Linked DNA regions of Homo sapiens: region 1 is linked to region 2. The links are chromatin loops, found by intact Hi-C in ENCODE. Cell type or tissue: PC-3. All regions are shown on one strand. Links, peaks and the distances in the headings refer to the core of each region. The heading gives the core; the rest is flanking DNA.

Region 1 (5,392 bases), core at 205-5,204, 170 kb after region 2:
TTCAAGCTGTTTCCCATTCAGGCTAATTCCTCTTGAAGAAGGTAGAATTTTTTCATGTTAGGAGCCAAGTGAAACCTCAGCAGAAATTTGAACCTGAAGCTTGTGAGACCAAGAGTGTCATTCTGTAAGGCGTCAGAAACCTGGGTTTTGCAAGTATTGAATTAGGCTGCCAGGGAATCATTTAATTTAATCAAATCTCAGTTTCTTTATTTACAAGATGAGGAGAAAAAAATAATAATACAACTTCATGAAGACTAAATGAGGTAAACAATGGAATATTCGGACAAATAAAAGCAGAACACCAATATAACAATATAATATGACAAAAATAATGAGGATTGTACAATCAAGCAGATGACAGCTCACTGGTTTAGCATAGAGGCTCGTGAATCAGACTGCTTGGGTTCATATCCTGGCTAAACCACTTGCCAGTGGTATAATCTTGGGCTAGATACATGATCTCTCTAACTCTCTGTTTTTTTTTTATTTCTGAAATTGTAATAATAATTATTGCACCTGCTTTGAAGTGTTTTCATGATTTTTAAATGAGAAGATACATGTCTTCAGCATAGTGTCCTAAAATAAGCCTGTATTTTATTACGTAGTTAGTATGTACTAGATAGTGTTCTGGATGCTTTATATCTATTGTCTTGTTTTGTCTTTAGTATAGTCTATTAAGATCGTTATTGTTATTACCTGAATATTATAGATGAGGAAACCAAAACAAAGTAAGTTGCCCAGAATTGTAAAGCTAATCGTGAAACAAAGATGTAAACCCCTACATTGTATGTTCATAACTCATGCTCTTAATCTTATACTTTATTGCCTACAATGTGGCAAAGACAGAAAATAAGGACAGAAAGTTATTACCTCAAATTCCAATTTACTGCCTGTGTGACCTGAAGCAATTTTAAGTACTCTGAGTTTCAGTTTCCTTACACAGGGGTGCACAAGTTTGTTGTGGGCATTAAATGTATTAACACTTGGAGAAGTATAGCATATGGCTTGCATATGCATATAAGTAACTTAATTATATCACAATTATGAATGTCTTAATTATTAATTAGTTTTTGCTGAAGGTGATTACCCTTAACCAGAACAACTAGGAAAATAGATGTCATTCAAGCAGAATTGGTTCTCTCAGTCCTCACAGTGTTCTGGTCTCAGTCATCTACACTGATTCCGCAGCTTCTTGTTACAACCAAATTTTTGTCTAGATAAGATATGTTTCCCAAATGTAGCCACTGTTGCTCAGTGATGCTCTATTTCTAATCTGAGGCTTCCATGTCTGTGTTATTCCTGCGGAGTGCTGTTGATTGCTGAGGTCATGGACACGGGAAATGTTTTTAAGCACTACTGGGGAAAAACATTAAAACAAATAAAGAATCTCTAAAGTTCTTATTAAGTACAGAGGTGAAGTCAGTTCTAATTGTTCTATATGAGGGCACTTCCTACTCAACCTATTCCTCCATTTCCACTCCTAGCAAAGGTATTACAGCCATTACTCCTTGCTCTTCTAAAACCAACATAGCATGGTTTCTAAATCCCTTCCAATGTTGAAGAGATTGGGAGAAATAAGCCCTCTCCCCCACAGCTGGTATGATGCTATTAAACTGTCTGACAACAACAATAATATGTGTCTGTATAATAGAAAATAACATTTACTAAAGATACAGTAGTGTGAGTGTGAAACACAAAGTGAAAGTGTCATAGCCTTTCAATATTGTTTTCAGGGTTTTATATAGTTTTCTGAAGACAGACAAACGTAAGATGTATAATACATACTATACAACATTTGGAAAGTACAATACATGAAAAAAAACAATCACCAATATTTCACCTTCTTCTCCAAGCTCCCAGGAGCAAACACTGGAGTTACCAGAATAATATGCCCAGGAATTTAAAGATATTTTTCTTCATTTTAAAATTTAGAATCTCCCCATGCACCCCCCACACCCATCCCCCAACCTTACATGTGAAGGGGAAGGCTATTGCGCAACACATACCACTCATTTTCTTACAATTCACATATCAACGCGTAGAACGTGCTACCTTCCTCTGCTCATTCTGGATTTTTGTGGTTTAGAGGCTGCTTAACCTCAAAGTCACTCCCAATGTCCCCCGTTATTAATGCCTTTGTGTTTTTCCCTCTTTCACTGTGTGGGCTGGAACTAGTGACTCACTTCTGATGAATACAACCAGCAAAAGTGAAGGAATGCCACTTCTGAGGAGGTGACAAAATAACTGACTTCAGCCTGGCTCCTCTCTTTTCTCTGCTATTCATCACGTTGTGAGCTGTCCATGGGGAGGCCCATATGGCCAGCAACCAAGCTCTCTGGGCCTGGCTAAAAGTCTGCCGGGGTTCAAGTTTTACTGACATTCATATAAGTGAGCTTGAAAGTGAAACTTCCTCCAGACAACCCTTGACATGACGTAGTTTCTGGTCAAAAATGATTGCAATTTTTGTGAGAGATCTTGAGCCAGAAGATGCAGCTATGCTGCACATGCGTTCCTGATGCACTAACACTGTGAGATAAATGGTTGTTCTTTTAAGTTGCTATAGTTTGTGGTAATTTCTTATGCAGCAATAGGCTATTCTTACATTCAGTAAATCATTCCCAATTCTATGTCTCTTCAACCCTGATACCAATTATAGTCCATAATGCTGGCTGGCATCACAGAGTTTAATTTTTATCTATCTTTTTAATTGACAATTAAAAATTGCATTAAAGTTTTTTTTCTTTTTATACTCAATTTTCCTGTATTGCTAACTGGAGTAGGGGTTTGCTTGGGAGAGAATAAGAATCTTTAGAAGGTGAAGTGAAGTAATCATATATCCATAATTTGATGGTTTGCACCCAAAGTGAATTTATGATCATATTGGCTGGCACCATCCTTGGATTTTCTTTTGACATTCTATTGATCTTTAGTTTAGTTACCATTTGTTTTAGAACAAGGCAGTTTTACTTCATCTCTCTGCTCTCTTTTTTATTTAGTTGTTCTGCATTGCAGATTTCTTTTAGTTTTTGTTACCCAGCATATTTTTCTCTCCTTTCTGCTTTATAGAAACCACCAGTCTATAAACCAAAACAGCCCATAAATCAAACAGCACACCCAAACATGTCATCATTAGTCAATCAATAAGTAAATACTCAATGATGATACCATGCAAAACATATGTTTAAACTTCCAGTTGGATAAACTCTTACTTGCTCTAGGAAGCCGGGACTCAGTCAAATGAAATATTACACACTCAGTGTTTACTTACCATTCAAGGTGAGGATAGTTCCTCAAAACATGGTTTTATACAGCATATTTTTCAATGTAGTCTTTCCCAAAGTAAGTTAAATAGTTGCAATTTAGGAATTTGTTACATATTTTATGATCACTTAAAACTACTCTTGAGTTAGGATTTGATCCTTTCTTTGGGTGTTTAGAGCAAAATTATAGGAGGATATTGGCATCCTTTTATCCATTTTGAAGTCAGGCAATCATAGTTACCCTGTCTGCATTCTAAAATATCATAAGAGATTTAGAGAGGCTTTTACTGAGAAAATGGGAGCATTTATCAAACAAGGATGAATTTGCTTTAGGTTATGTTTAATACAACTGAATTTCTTAGCTCCTGGTTATGTTAATATAATTTAAAGATGACCATAAAATTTTGTTCCCTGGAGCTAACCCTTTGAAAGCTAGTTGCTTTTTAAATTAATATGAATAATACATGAAATGTAGATGGAGATTTTTTCAGTCTCATTCTATTGCATCATTATAAGACATGGCAAATAAATGCCAAAAAAAGAAGTTCAAAAATAAAACTGGATAGCATGTATTATGCATTCATATTATTGCTGCACATCAATTTTTTTGACTAACTTTGGCAGTAGAGGACTACTGAAAATCATTGAAAATATTGATTGTAAAATGTACGCCGTGCTTTGAAAAATGGAGAAAATCCATAACTATTCAGCCTGATTTGGCAGTAGGATGTTCATCCATTATGTAGAAAGTTCTCACATATTATTTGCCATGTTTAACAATTAAAATAATATCAAAAAATGTTTTAAGACAAAGTATTTTGAGCTCAATTAAATCTTTCTCTGATACGTTAGAAAACATTTTGGATACTTCATTTATCTTCATTCTACCAATATTTATTGTAATACATGAAATTTAGGTAAAATTAATTCCAGGTTTTTAAATGTTTTTGTACAATAAACTACTGTAGTTTAGTGTACATTAATAATATATAGCATAAACTCATGTCATTTTTAAAATTGTATCTTCAAAAAAGTGTGTAATCTTCAGAACAACAAGTTGATATAAGTAGACAGCCTGAGGATTCTCAGAAATGCTTGGCAAAAAGATTAGGCTTCCTCTAGACAAGCTGGATAATGACCCCAGCTGTATTTATGGTTGTAAAAAAGCAATCTTTGCCAGGCTCGGTGGCTCACACTTGTAATCCCAGTACTTTGGGAGGCCAAGGCAGGGGGACTGCTTGAGCCCAGGAGACCAGCCTGGGTAACATAGTGAGACCTTGTCTGTACAAAAAAAGCAAAAAAAATGAACAGGGCATGGTGGCACATGACTGTGGTCTCAGCTACTTGAGAGGCTGATGTTGGAGGATCACTTGAGCCCAGGAGGCCAAGGCTGCAGTGAGCTGTGTTTACGACACTGCACTCTAGCATGGGCGACAGAGAAAGACCCTGCTAAAAAAAAAAAAAAGAAAAAAAAAAAGAAAAAAACCAATACTAGAGACACTTGGGTTTCCTAGGTTACATTATAGGCATAAATGAATAGGAGAGTTAGGCATTATCTGATCCAAGGGAACTCTCCTGGCACCCATGAATCATAGAAGGCACGTATCTATCCACCTATGCATACATTGGCCATACTGGATCTGTAAGTAGAGTTGAACTACATAAATACGTCTGTAAATGTATACATGCATACACAAATACATACACACCCTTTGATTAATGAGCCAAGAAAAACTCTAGGAGACTTTTTTTTTAATTAAAACTAGTTTTTAAATGTTGAAAACTGTAAATCATTCCCAATTGTTTTTCTAGAATTGTGTAATACTTCTAAATAACATTTGGTTAATATGGGTGCAGAGGGTTTCACTGGACAATTCTATTAACTATTTAATTCCCAAATAACCCCAATGCTACTTATCTTGCTCTAGGGAATAGAAAAAGAATTTTAAAAACTTTTAATAACAGCAACAATAGTGAAGTCAGAATTTCTACTTAATGGAGAAGTAATAGAGGAATTCCCATGGAGTTGGAACAGGACAAGAACATTCAGCATTTTCACTATTAAATTTTTATATCAGAGCAGAACTTCCAGCTTTGGCACTGTTGGTATTTTGGGCTGGATAATTCTTTGT
Region 2 (5,392 bases), core at 104-5,103:
AGGGTTAAACAGTCTTGCTGTTTTGTAGGTATTCGTGAACACATCAAGTTGTATTTAACTTACTTAAGGGATTTCTCTTAGAATCTTCCAGTGTCACTTGGAAATAATTCTATACATAAAAATACATGTATATTTGGTATTCCTGGGTTACAATGTCAGTTCCCATTTCAAGTGCATTCTTTTCTCTAATTGAATCTAAGAATTTTATTAAAAATCAAGATTTTAGCCAAGTGCAGTGGCTTACACCTGTAATCTCAGCACTTTGGGAGGCCAAGGCAGGAGGATTAGTTGAGGCCAGGAGTTTGAGACCAGCCTAGGCACCTGCAACTACAAAAAAAATTTAAAAATTAGCCAGGCACAGGGGTGTGCACCTGTAGTCCCAGCTACTTGGGAGGCTGAGGCAGGAAGATCCCTGGAGCCCAGGAGTTGGAGGCTCCAGTGAGCCATGATTATGCCACTGCATTACAGACTGGACAGCCCAGTGAAACCTTGTCTCAAAAAAAAAAAAAAAAAGATCCTCCTGCAGCTATTCTGATTTAGAAAGATTAGCGGTAGAGGCAATGAGTTATAAGATGAGTTCCTGGCGAGGGATTTTCGAAATCTGACCTGCAGAAAGCCAACTGGACAGTTAAGAATGGTCACATGAACTTGATCACCATCAAGGTGCATGCCACCTTTGATATTATCATTGGCTATGAATCTCCAGTTCAAGTTTTATGCTTCTTCTGTCCTGGAGTCTGATGTTTCTTCTGCTGTTCAGAGGAGATTTATGATTTTGATGGCAAAACTCAAGCAATTTTCGTTATTTCTCATAATCCCTGGGCCCAGAGCAGAGCCCTTCTTAGAGTAGCACTCACTAAATGAGTAAAGATAGCAAAAAGAGTGACACTGATTTCAATTGAATCAATTATTCCTTTGATCAAAAATATTGGCAAGTTTCTGGCACTGTCAAAATCTGCTAGGCCTGCCAGGCAGTGAAAGAAGGAAGACTTGGAATTGTCATTATTCAAGTGGAATTTGAGGTGAAAATTCAGAGAAACAGCTCCAGTGAAAAATCTTGCAACAGAACTCCATCCAAATATATTAAAAGACATCAAAAAGAAAGTGTTTTCTCTTGTGATTTTTCTTTCACTGCTAACTGAACACTTGTAAAATTGATGATGATGTGTCTTACCAGCCACCTAGAATGCTCTGTACACTGGAGAAAACAAAATTATTTTAATATTTTTGAAGGTTTCTTTACTTTGTAAGATGTGCCTGGGGAGCTTATTAAGTTCATTAGAAAACTGGAAGAAATGTAAAAGTACTTCTAAGGGCTCTTTTCTTCCTATCTCAAACTACTTTTGCATTTTTAGATAGGAGCATGAATAGATAAAAGGAGAGCTTAGCTAAAACAAATAAAAATTGATATGTATTTTTTAAGGAGCATGTGAGGAGGAAATGAGCCTATTTATTAATTTCCCTATAGCTGCACTCATCCTACCATAGGGCCCATACTCAATCCTGACTTGCAGTAGGAGCTTCTTAAGGAAAAAACAGTCATCTATATTGAGGTTTAGCCTCTTTCCCTGTATTGCTGGAAAATCCTTATTGTTAATTTTATGTCAATAATAATTGTATCTTATTATGAATAGTAAGATTTAATAACTTTCATTGTTTCATATGCTTGGCAAAGCACACAGGCATTTGTTTACTGAATTCTCACAACATCCCATGAAGTCAGCACTAACAATATATGCCCATTATCGTAATCAAGAATATTAAAAAAGACTATCTCCCAAATATCTCCTTGACTCAGCTAGTCAGGGTCAAAGCAGTGAGCCTAAGAATGGAGAACCCCTGCCTTGCATCTAGGCTGGGAAATTTTGACAGAGACAGGGTTGGGTCCCTGAGGTTCCAGTTATGAGTTCAAGAAGGTTTTCTTCATTAATATGCAGTAGAGATAGGTTTAGGGGAGGTAAAACAAGACAGAAGCTTTTTGTTTTCTCTTTTCCTGTTGTTATATAAGGCTATATTTTTATTCAAAATCAAATAAGATATTGCATAAAGGCCACATCTTTGCTGGGCCTTCTATGACCACAAGGCACTGTGGCCACGTCCCTAGCAACTTGCCTGACTCATTTGGCAGGCCAGTTTCCATTTGACTCATCCTGATTATCTCTAACACTAACAAATGAGACATTTCCTGGCTGCAAATCAAAGTATCTCCTTTGGGTGATAAAATTAAACCACAGACTTGGTGATGCAGCTGGATCTCTGGACTCAAATATTTCCTTGTGGTTTCTAGCAGACCTCAAATTGGATTCCACTTCTAGAACTTACATCCTGAGGTAGAAAGGTCTAGGAATGTGTCTTCAACTGGCAAGTCCCTGTGATTATTTCTGGCAGCAAAGGAGGATATAGATATTAGCAGGGAGCTGAGATAAGTATCACTTACCCTTTGGATTCACCTTATACTTGACCTGGAGGAGATGTTTTTCCCAGCTGAAGTTTAAATGAATATGTAGGCATTTTGAAGGGCTTTCTTCCTTGAGGTTGCTTCCAGAGAATCAAAATCTTGTTAGAATTATTCTGGGCATTGATTCAAAGTATGAGAGGCTAAAATATTGCCAACACGGTAATTTACACAATATAATAGCAGGGGAAAATAAATTATCCACAACTTACAGCAATGCCCTGTGAGCAGAAAGCCTCTTGGAGCACACAAAAATTATATCTGCAATATATCAGCAACATAAAGCTCAAGATTATAAGAATAAGATTCAAGTTCTTGAAAAATTAGTGAAAATTCCATTTCACCATCACTTTAGAAATTGAACAGTAATAATAAATGGGCACAGCCAGTGCTGAGGCATGACTGATTGAATTACATATTCCATCCTATTTGTTATTCAGCACCTCATATCCTCAGAGGACTTTGTTCTCATGCTTCAAGTATGGAAACTTGGTATTATTCCCATTTTGTTTACAAGGAAATGGAAACACTGGAAAGTGTGTTTCCTTTAAGGTCACTTTATTGATCTGAGAAAAAACTGTAATGGAATTGGAAGCTATCAAATCCCTATGTCCTGGGGCTGTCATGGACTGTAGCTTAAGCCAGAATTTCAGAGCCAGGGAAGATCAAAGAATAAAGACAACTGTATGTGCTGGGGATTCAGACCTCTGGTGATCTTTTCATTGAAATCACTGTTCTTCTTATCAACCTTTTGTTTTCTGGGTCTTTACATAAAAGTTTCCCTTTGCTGTGTAGCTTCTTTGTCATCACTGTTGGGAGCAGAATATTCCCTTGCTGTGCTCTACATTATGTTCCTGTCTATTCCTAAGAAGGTTTTACTTGAGAATATAGCTTAGAATGATTAAGCAATATGATCCTCAGCTGAATAATATGTGAAAAGGGCAATTACATGAGACTTTTATGTAATATCCAGAGAACAAGAAAAAGAGAGTTAACAGAATAAAGAAGGCAAAGAAGAAAGAGCAAATTGTATAATCTTACGAATAGAGAGAGTGGACGGGGGGAAATATTTTGGTGCAGGAAGATTTCACAACTGATAAGAGATGGAATTCATTGTGGATTCTCTCTCCCTTTGTTATCCGTGTTGAGTCATCAAATCCAATGTCCACACCTCTTCCTCTCTTTCTGTAGCTTTGCCTCTGGGCTATGTGAAAAGTAATACATGTCATCTATGTTTCAGGTATCAAAGGGGACTTGGTCAGAGAGCTAAATAAGTTTCTTTTTTCCTCCACTTAACTTCCTGCAGCAGCCTCTTAAATGCCTTTCCATTGGTGGTTACTCTCCATTCCAGTTCTAGCTGTGTGCCACTCCTCTGGCTTAGTCATTTTAACCAAAATTTCCATCAGGTTACTTCCTGGCTGAAACCTTTGCTCATCCTCTCTTTACCTTATCCCCCAATTAAAAGTCAGCTGATTAAAGCTCGAATTCCCACATCTCTTCATCATCTGGACCAGCATTATCTTTCTATGTTAAGCCTTGCATAGCCTCTTTCAGTTTCCTATTGCTATTCACATTAAAGTAAAACGTTAGTTGCTCTCTGAGCATATCTCAAAGTTTTCTGCATCCACTTTGTTATCCATTATCTTTCTTCTGTGGAGAATGCTATCCATTTCTTCCCTGATCCATCTCTGCATCTGTTGACCTCCTACTTGTCCTTCAAGGCTTGCCTTCAAAGGTACCTCTCGACTGTCTATTTCTGTACTTATTAAAGATCATCTTGTATTATGGTGTTTTTCTGATCCATCCCCCCTGCTGTATTACAAGTTTGCTAAGGTTAAAAACTGTGTCTTAGTTATCATTGGATTTTCCGTCCTTTCTCCTCCAGCCAGGACCTGGCACAATGCTGTGCTCATAGAAACAACTAAATGAATGAATAACAAATAAATTAATGGCCAAATGAAAGAGCAAGTGATATATGAGCTCTAGAGAAATTAAGAGACACAGAATAAAATCTCTGTACTTTAAAAAGATAAAATTTGGAAAAGATATATAGCCCATATATTTGAAATATAAAAAGTTACGCTTGTTTATATTAAGGGTTACATGAGTTTATGAGTTCTCTAGAACAAATGTACTGCAAAGTGCAGCTGGAAAAGGAGATTACTCTGGACTGAGATCAATGACTTCTTAGAGAAGCTGGGACTTGAGCCGAGTCAGATGCATGCATATAACTAAGCTAGACATAGAAGAAACTATGTTTATTTTACTATAATTTTCTGTACTACTTATTATAATTAATTGTGTATGTACTTGTTCATGAAACTAGACTATTAGAAATTTGAAGAAAAGGCACTTTTTTGTTGTTGTTTTCCAGTAATATGTGCATCTCCTGCAGTTATTACCACGTGCCTGGCATATAGAACATGCTTAATAAAAGTGTGGTAATTGAGAGTGTTGAACATTTCAGGCAAAACAAATAGGGTAAGCAAAATAACAGAGATTGGGATTCACATTAGATATTTAAAAAACAGTGAGGAGAATGTTTCCATTGGTTTCCAAAATACCTAATAGGGAGGATAATTTGATAAAATTAGAATAAAGGGAGCTAAATTACAAAAGATGTTCAATGTTACACTGAATTTGCTTTTTAGTAGTAACCACAGAAAAGTTTTGAAATGTGAAATGACTTCCCATGTATGTGTTTGAAGAATATTTCCCTGGCAGCTCTGTATGTAAGAACGTGGAATTGTGACTTACACTTGGTTGGTTACCCCCAAAGCCCTGCCTTCTACTTTTGTTTGGAACTGTTCAGAAATTCTCTAATCTCAAGAGAGCCAGGCCCAGACTCAGGTTTAGGAGTAAAATATGCTGTGGTTTGAATGTGCCCCCCATAAACATGGGTTGGAAACTTAATCTTCAATGCAACAGTGTGTGGAG

Evidence for each region. A loop is a pair of places that touch in the nucleus more often than their neighbours do. Peaks named below come from ENCODE experiments on the same cell type or tissue, not always from the same donor. Only the 100,000 strongest peaks of a DNase experiment are listed, where the experiment ranks them.
Region 1: a loop joins it to region 2, with 6 times the contacts of the local background. A loop is called at or near these places in 2 of 110 quality-filtered maps.

The regions. Positions count from the first base shown.
Region 1 is chr2:139,120,783-139,126,174 of GRCh38, forward strand. No RefSeq gene overlaps it. Among named protein-coding and RNA genes, the nearest start is that of NXPH2, 340 kb to the left of the region's middle. RefSeq lists an enhancer at 1,522-2,721. In PC-3, for the core only: no CTCF peak of the experiment used is centred there; DNase peaks (open chromatin) are centred at 2,149 and 3,179; H3K4me3 peaks cover 391 bases; H3K27ac peaks cover 2,514 bases.
Region 2 is chr2:138,946,039-138,951,430 of GRCh38, forward strand. The region is part of intron 2 of LOC105373640 (a long non-coding RNA gene); the gene reads left to right. Among named protein-coding and RNA genes, the nearest start is that of NXPH2, 170 kb to the left of the region's middle. In PC-3, for the core only: no CTCF peak of the experiment used is centred there; DNase peaks (open chromatin) are centred at 2,223 and 3,793; H3K4me3 peaks cover 1,471 bases; H3K27ac peaks cover 4,373 bases.